Linked DNA regions of Homo sapiens: region 2 is linked to region 1. Evidence: read pairs that join two places in POLR2A ChIA-PET (ENCODE). Cell type or tissue: IMR-90. All regions are shown on one strand. Links, peaks and the distances in the headings refer to the core of each region. The heading gives the core; the rest is flanking DNA.

What was found. Peaks named below come from ENCODE experiments on the same cell type or tissue, not always from the same donor. Only the 100,000 strongest peaks of a DNase experiment are listed, where the experiment ranks them.
Region 2: POLR2A ChIA-PET joins it to region 1 with 5 read pairs; 5 of 35 experiments call an interaction of 5 or more read pairs at or near these places.

The regions. Positions count from the first base shown.
Region 1 is chr4:119,733,383-119,737,788 of GRCh38, forward strand. No RefSeq gene overlaps it. Among named protein-coding and RNA genes, the nearest start is that of LINC01365, 69 kb to the right of the region's middle. In IMR-90, for the core only: no CTCF peak of the experiment used is centred there; DNase peaks (open chromatin) are centred at 299 and 1,969; H3K27ac peaks cover 2,085 bases.
Region 2 is chr4:119,681,498-119,685,903 of GRCh38, forward strand. No RefSeq gene overlaps it. Among named protein-coding and RNA genes, the nearest start is that of PDE5A, 55 kb to the left of the region's middle. In IMR-90, for the core only: no CTCF peak of the experiment used is centred there; a DNase peak (open chromatin) is centred at 2,244; H3K27ac peaks cover 2,763 bases.

The DNA.
Region 1 (4,406 bases), core at 299-4,298:
TTAGTTCTGCTTGGTCTACTTAGAGATTCATTTGATTAAGCTTTCATCTGGGCTAGGCTGCTTCATATCTGGATACTCTGAGGTTATACAAAATACAGGGCTTCAAACTATTCAGAATCAAAGGTATATGGATAGGGAACCCTTGCATTTCAGTCCGCCTCTGGGTAAATCCAGTTCATTGCAGGAGAATTCAGCAGTGGTACTTGACACTTGGTCACTCCCTCACAGAGGATAAAAAGTGGTGGATACAGCCTGATCACACCAACTAGCTTATAGGCTGTCTTAATACATTCTTTAGTGATTACACATGCTCAAATTCATGAACATCATTGGTTTACAGAAAGCAGCAATGTTTCTAGTATCTTGTATGTTCTAAGAAAAAGCCATTTGCCATTGGAAGGGCCAAAGTAAAACTTCTTCTTCACTCTCTGAAGGTTCACTGAAAAATCAGCTCACAAAAGGCAGATTAATTGGAGAAAAGGCATACAAATCTATTAACATGTATGAGAGACAATCATAGCGTGATTACCCAACATCCCAATGAGGTACAGATACTACTTTGTAGAGGAAAGGGTGATGGAGAAGTGCAGATGATTTTAGCGGGGTAGTAAATGATTTTTAGGGGAATTCAATGGACTTGAAGAGCATACAATGAACTGGGACAAAGTCTACTGGGCCCACAGAGCGGGCAGTGGTTTGTGACAAAATCGTCCAGGTTTGTTGACAGACTTCAGTCTTATTTTCTGTGATGAGCTCAGTTAATAAAATCTCCAGGAAGGGACCAGAGGTAATTATTTTTTATTTGTCAGGTCCAGACTTTAGGCAAATAAGAAACTTCAGAGAACAGATTTATCCTGTGCTTTGGGAGACCCAGAAGATTGAGAGATAGGAGGAGTGGGGAAGAGTAGGTCAGAGAGACCTTGAGCCTCTTCTTCAGTTCAGCATGTCAGAGTGCCATATTTCGGGGTGTTGGTTTCTTTTTTCTTTCTTTTTTTTTTGAGACAGAGTCTCAGTCGGGAGTGCAGTGGCGCGATCTCGGCTCACTGCAACCTCTGCCTCCTGGGTTCAAGCGGTTCTCCTGTCTCAGCCTCCCGAGTAGCTGGGATTACAAACACACACGGCCACGCCCGGCTAATTTTTGTATTTTTAGTAGAGACGGGGTTTCCCCATGTTGGCCAGGATGATCTCGGACTCCTGATCTCAGGTGATCCATCCGCCTTGACCTCCCAAAGTGCTGGGATGACAGGCGTGAGGCACGGCGCCTGGTCCTGGGATATTGGTTTCTAAACCCCAACACCATTTATAACTTTTCAGAGTTAAAGTCAATAGAGTAGAATTTTAGCAAATTGAAGAAAGATAATAGGGTCATAATGTCTACAATCTTACAATGATGCTTGATTCATATTTTTATTAAAGAGCCAATTTAGAGAAAAATTGTAAATAATGGTGATGATGTGAATCAGAGAAGAGGCAAGAGTTCAGCAATATGGAGGCCTTTCACTGCCTATCCTAGAAAACGCTGTTCTTATGTGTTACGTGGAGTATAGATACCAGTGCTTGGGGGGCTGGAGTCTCATTCTGATGCCATAAATTTGATTCTGAGCTTAGATTATTTGTTTAAAGCAGTTATCTGAAGTGAGACAACACTTACAAATAGATAATAGGACTGCTGTTTAAAGTTTCTGAAAAACCACAGAGCAAGACAATGTATTGAAAAGAATAAACAGTGGGGATTTGGAATGATCTTTCTGAATCAATAACAAGTGACAGAAAAGAAAAGAATTACTGATTTTCTAGCTATTTGGAATGACACAACACTTTCTGGGATTCACATTTCATATCAGAGTTGTTTAACCAGCAAAATGCTGAAGTGATTAAATATGAAACCACACAGCTGAGGCTGGAGAAAACTGTTTGTTCAGAAATGCTTCTGGAATGAGACTGCAGCTTTAGTTATTTTTGTTTGGTTGGTCAGTGATGAAATGTGCTATACTCAGCCTGCTAAAGTTATCCACAGAGGAAGGTTTACTTTGGTGGTTTTAAGGTATCTCCTTTCAGAATTTTGATGTGGCAGCACATCCCTTAACAGCTCATTTCCTGAGGGATACTAAACAAGAGGCAAACCTAGGAAAAAAGACAAGTTTAAGATCTCTCACCTCACTGTGAACTCTTTCCATGTTTAAACATAGAAGACACTCTCATAATCTGGCTTCAACTGAACACTGCCACAAAGGCCCTAACTATTTATTACGCAGTGACCCAGGGCCTATTTTTCAACGGAAAAATAAGAGAAGATATCTTTACTAGCTTTGTGCCTTGCCCAAACATGAAACTGAAGCCAAAATGAGTGAAAAGACTTTGTTTTACCTATAACAATTTAGTTAAGAGAAAATTTTTATAGGTTTATGTGCAGAGTCAACATCTTTTGGTTATCCACTGGAAATTTATAACTATACTAATTTATATCACTTTATTAAATATCCATAAAAATCAGGCTGTTAGTTATTGAAAAATAAGGAGCTCACAGTTTGAAAGATGATAGGCATGTGGTATTTTTAATTATATCTAAACTTATAAGTCAGGGGAAATGGTAGATACAGTTTCTAGTGTAAAGCTTAGGTTGGGATTGAAAAGGTAGCATGATTGGTCAGGGCACACCTTGGGGTTTAACATTTTGTGGTGTCTGTTGGGTGCCTTGGACACTGGAGATCTTGGAACTGTATCCTGGAATTGCATATGGAATACAGTCATCACATATGCTTATAGAGTTAGCACTTCATGGCATGCCATGGATATGCTATTGTCATCTGATGTTTTCGTCTTACTTCAATGGTATAATGCAAAATGGTTAATAATGTAAGTTTTTTTCAAATATAAAATTACTTATAAGACACACATATTCTTAAGAAGCCATATTACTAAACCAAGCAAGCTAAATCCTCAAAACAGGAGACGAACAGCAGAAAGGGATTGCAGCTACATGGAGAGACTCACCAATGTGTCTGAATAAAGTGAATATATATTTTTGAAAGACATCATTTCCAACGGTAAAATGAATGGAATTATTTCCTGCTAAGACTAATCTGCTATAATTTGATTGGTCCATATTCTTTAAATGTAATAGCACCAGTTCCTGAAATTCTTAAGTTATTAAAGATACAATATTTTAAAGGTTCTTTTGATCACAGTTAAATTACAGATGATTTTTATTTTTCTTGGCATTTTATAAAAAAGTTAAAAAATAGCTCTTACCAGTGGTGTGCTGGTAAACGTTCACTACCCAGCTTTCAGGGCAGGGTTGGGGATGTCCTGATTCAAAGTATTTGATGATCAACCAGTATGCAATGCTCCCATAATGGCCAAGTTCAAACTACCAATGGGATATCAACCAGCTAGAAAACCTCCAGAAAGTTTAGCAATTGGCTCTCACAAAGCAGGATGCACAGCTCCAGCACACTGACTAAGACTATTTTTGTCTTAGCCGAATATAAGAGCAATCATCATAACTTAGGAGTTTATCAAATTAGTAACCAAATGTGAATATGGAACCTCAAACACTCTGCCATATGATCCTCCAAACACCTATAAAGAGAAAGGGGAAACATAATAGGAATAAAAGTAGAAAAGTTCTACTATATTTGCTATATCCAGAATCTTACACCAAATATACTTTAAAAGCCTATTAAATTCTGTGAACAGCTTCCTAAGACTTTGGATAAATATTAAATGTGCTTATAAAATATAAATGTTTTTAGTATTACTTATAGCATGGTGTTGTTAGAAGTACAATGTCAATAAATGACCATGAATAAACTTATTTACTGCCAGTTGCTAAACCTCTTCCTTGTGCTGCTTTTTAATTTATATTCCTCTGTTGTTTCCTCTTTGGCATCATTTTTCCTCAAATTAGTTTCCTCTATGACAATGCCAATTTGTTTCACCAAGACAAATACCCTTGTGAAAGCTCTTTGTCAGCTAGACTGTTTATAATACAGAACTAAGGTGATCTTATTTTTCTTCTTCAATACCGCTCCGTAAATGAAAACAACCTTATAGAGATGTTGCCAACCCTCTGCCAGAGCTTTAAGAATTTTTTGAAAAATAACCTCTGAATAATCTCAACATACCTGAAAATGTTAATAATTTAGGGAAAAGACACTTAGTTGTTTGTTTGATTTACCAGAATCTAAAGTTACAAGTAATAGCTTCTTAACTTTGTTCATTGCTTTCAGCAGCTCAAGCTTGGGATTCAGAAGCTCTATGCTGATTAAGCCTCTGAGAATTTTTTCTTTTCTATTGGCAGTTGATAAACAGCGCTTTCACGATAAATGTACTGTAATATAGTTCTCAATTGTGAGATTTTTTTTTTTTTTTTTTGGTCAGGGGCGGGTATAGTTAAGATACAG
Region 2 (4,406 bases), core at 247-4,246, 52 kb before region 1:
AGGTTTTAATTTTGCCCTAAGACTAACGGGAAGCCATAAAAGTGTTTTGAATAGAAAATGACATGACTAGAATTGCCTTATTAAAAGCTCTGTTTGGCTTTCATTGGTAAATGGATTACAAGGTAGCCAGAATGAATTTAGGAACCTGATTAGGAGGCTATGGCAATAACCAAACCAAGACGTGTTTGTGACTTTGGGCTAGGGTGGTCGTTCTCCAAGTGTCATCTGTGGGTCCCTAGAGGTTCCTGGAGATCCTTTCATGAGATCTGCCTGGTAAAAATTATTTTCATAGTCACACTAAGACATTATTGGCCCTTTAAATTGTTTTGACATTTTCACTGCTGGTACAAAAGCCATAGTTCTGGAAATTTAGCTCTAATCAAGGCTGAGGCACTAAACTGTGTTTACAGTCATTAAATTCTTCATCTCTACACATTCTCAGTGAAAAACTGCAAGCGTTCTTTAAGAATATCCTTGATGAAGCAGAAACATTTATTAATTTTATTAAATCTCATCCCCGACTATATATCTTTTTAATATTCTGTGTGACAAAATAGGGAAGCATTTTGCTGAAGTAGCTCAAAGTTATCACCAGCTTCCCAAAGCAGAAGCTACTTTTCTCTTTACAGTAACAGAGGTCAGGTGCTTAAAGTAGCAGAAGGCTGAAGACAGCCAGGATATGGGAGTGAATGCTCTAAAATCCAGAGAAGAAAAGAGATAAACATAATGGGGTCCTATATAAATATGTCTATGGGCAATTATGAGTCACTCTGCAAAGCTATTCAACCTCTCAATCCTGACTGTTAGGTAGTCGTAAATAGAGTCATAGGGTGACGCTAGAAAGCCATTGTCTGGTGGGTACTAACAGTGATCTGCTACAGCAAGCTCATAATGGATCAGAGAATGCTTTGTGTGCATCTCTTTCCAACTCTGCATTCAGTAATGTCAGGTTGGTAGCTTGGAATCAGACATTGTGTTCATATTTACACCATGCAAATTGGCAAACACTACAAATCAGGGTAGTGGAGAATGGGTTGTAAAACGTTTACCAACACACCTCTGGTCCTAGTTAGACCTCTGAATTCTTTCTCCCTCTGATGTTCCCAAGGCAAATCATTGTCTTTCTCCATGAATTCTCATTTATTTAATAATCTTTGTTTCAAAAGAAAATTTGAGATAGAAGTTGGCATTGTTTAAAATGTAAGTATTTGGCATATAATATATGATCAATAAATGTTTGTTGAATATCAAGTGTTAATTGAATAACATGTAAGTCAAATAAAGGCTAAAAATGTATATTTTCATTACCACTGATAACATTTTAAATCTGTCTCCTCATAACATGTATTTTGAATATAGCACTTACATCATATTAGAATTATTTGTTTATATTTGAATGCCAAAAATCTAGCTATTATGCCAAGGAACAGAGTCACTGAATTTCCTTTTTTCTATTTATTTTCATGAAACTATATCTAGAAGAAACTAAAATTTTACTAATTCATTTTCTCAATGATACATTAGTTTAAACAGTTCTATTGTTGACATTAATTTAGAGAAAAAAATAGGGACTTCAGAATTTTGAGAGAGACTTCATTCCATCATGGTTTACAAAATTTTGTAAAGCTACTCTTCTTTAGCTGTCAATTGAAACAAAAAAATAAGCTCACTCATAATCCATTTTCTGTCATTCATGGATTAATGGGCGAGCTTGTGGGGTGGTTATGTCATCTTTGCTTTTCTTTATTCTCTTTTTAGCTTCCTGCCACTGAATCTTTGCATTATTCTTCAGAACCCACACTACTGCCTGACCAGGGAAATAAAGAGCTCTGAAACACAAGTATTTCTTTTACTATTTTTTTAGCAGTTCTCCAAAAATTGTTGTCATAGGAGGAGGAGGCCAAAGCAATTAACTTAAAAGGAAAGTGTTTATATTTATTAGTTTCAAATATCCATTTACCATAAAGGTGGATCTGTTTAACTTTATACACAAAAAAGGGACTAGAAATGCTACTTCAATAAAGTTGAGTTTGTTTAAAATCTCTAAGAAACTTACATATTGTCCACTTCTACAAAGGAACAAAACTTTTTAAAATTAGATAATAACTCTTCTTCCTCCAAAAAGCTTTCACATTTCACAATCTTAAAATACATTTCCACAGCAGGTACTTTGTCATGATGAGTGCATTGGAGCATGCTCCTTGGAAGATAAACAGTGGAAGATAAACAAAATGTTGGGCTTCAGTTATAGCACAGCCTTCCAAAATAAATAAAGTGACTAGTTAATACTTAGAGTACTGGAATTTGCTGGACTGTTAGCCAAACGAATGTGTACATATGTTCAAATCTTGAATCTCTGGTCTGAGGAAAGAGCAGAAAGAAGATAAATGAAGGACCACTGACTGACCTTGTCCAGAGGGTGTTAAGTATTGTAGGGACCATTCCTATTCATGAATGTGCGTGCTTGTGCATGCGCCTATGTGTGTGTGGTGGAAGATGGGAGTGAGGTAGGGAGGAAAACAGATAAGGTTAGCATCACCTTTTTTTTGACAGTTGAAGCTAAGCAGACAGTCTCTAAAAGTCTTTTTCTGACAATTTCTAAGGCTTCCATGATAAAAATCACTTTGGGTATCTCTACCTTGGGTGAGGTTTCAGGCAGTCTGATTCTGAAGATTTTTTTTGCTGATGGTGATGCCATCTTTTTAGTTTGAAGATTCAACTAAGCTTTACTACAACTTACTTGGTCTATTTGTCTCTCCACTATGTACAAGTACCTGTGTTTGTATTTTTTTTTTAGCAGTCTCTCAGGATATTGGAAAACACCTAGTTCACAAACAAATACATAAAACTAACATTAAATTTCCAACGCAGCATCTGAGGAAAGTGCAAATATGTACTGTATTGGGCACAGAAGAATCTAGCTCCCTGAACCCATTCTCGATGATCAGACTTAAATTTAATCAACATCACCATGTCCCCCAATCGTTCATGTCTACGGCAGCCACATTGTTGGTTGCACTGGAACTAGGAAAAAACTCTCTTCACTGATTTGCATAGAAAAATAGGAGCTGAAAGAAGGAAACCAAGAGGTGTAGGTGCAATTTCCGAGAGACTCATCAATGCTCTTTAGTTCCCAGAATAACTGTTTCCTACTCTTGGCAGGTCGACCTTTGGGGCAATGTGTGATTTCTCTTTCTGGGCCAGTAAATAGTGAAGGTCAATTCTATTGTGTGGGATAGGGGTCAAGAAAAAAGGAGAAGAAAAATGGCTTTCTGTATTAGTATTAGTTGGGGGAATTTTACCTCTTCTTTTTAATCTACATACTTGCCTCTGAATAACAATGCTATTTCAAATATTTAATTCAAGACACACGTTGGTGTCAAGTTGCAGTAAAGTACCACTTTTGATTTTTCAGGCCCTTAGGAGTGTTATACTTTATTCCTAAAATTTCCTTGAGATCTTAGCATGTTTCTATTCTTTTTTCATGCCCTTCAGTTTATTTCTTACTACTACTTCTGGAGTTTGATTTGTGGATCAAGCTAATTCACACTGAGTCAATAGAGATATGCATTTTGAAAACTCACCTTTGAGCAGCTATTTTACCATGTTATTTTTCCTGTACCAACTGACATCCTCTAAAGGAGAGTTATGTTCCTTTAACCTCACAAAACACAGTTTGATATTTCAGAAAAATGTATGGTTTACAAATCAAAAGTAACATGAGGCAGAAACATCCTTTGTGAAAACTAAAAGGAGGGACAATTAAGCACAGTTCTTAGTTTAAGAAGACCCTATGTGTATAATTAAAGTCAGAATTCAGAATCATGTAAATGGCTCTGCTGAAATTATATCAACACATGTAGGTAAAAAGGAGAAAAACAACAAAAAGTTACGTCACATTGTAGTAATTATTTCTTTACTTCCTAAAAGTGCCATGAGAAGACTTTTAAAGGACCTATTGTAAGTCGCAACAAATCAGAAATAGTTCACTGTTCAATCAACAAATAATTTTTAGTATTTATCATTTGCCAGTCAAACTGCTAGCTCTGCTGCTTTTATAAAATACTTTTTTCTTCTTGTCTATCAGAATGAAGAATTTAAGATTCAGTGTCTTCAAAATGACATGTAAATAATTTTCTTTTAATTTAGTAGATATTTAATAATCATTCTAAGTACTTATATATAATTACTTATAATTTTTTTTTTTTTGAGACAGAGTCTTGCTCTGTTGCCCAGGCTGGAGTGCAGTGGCACAATCTCGGCTCACTGCAACTTCTGCCTCCTGGGTTGAAGCAATTCTCCTGCCTCAGCCTCCCGAGTAGCTGGGACTACAGGCATGCACCACCACACCCGGCCAATTTTAGTATTTTTAGTAGAGACCGGGTTTCACTATGTTAGCCAGGTTG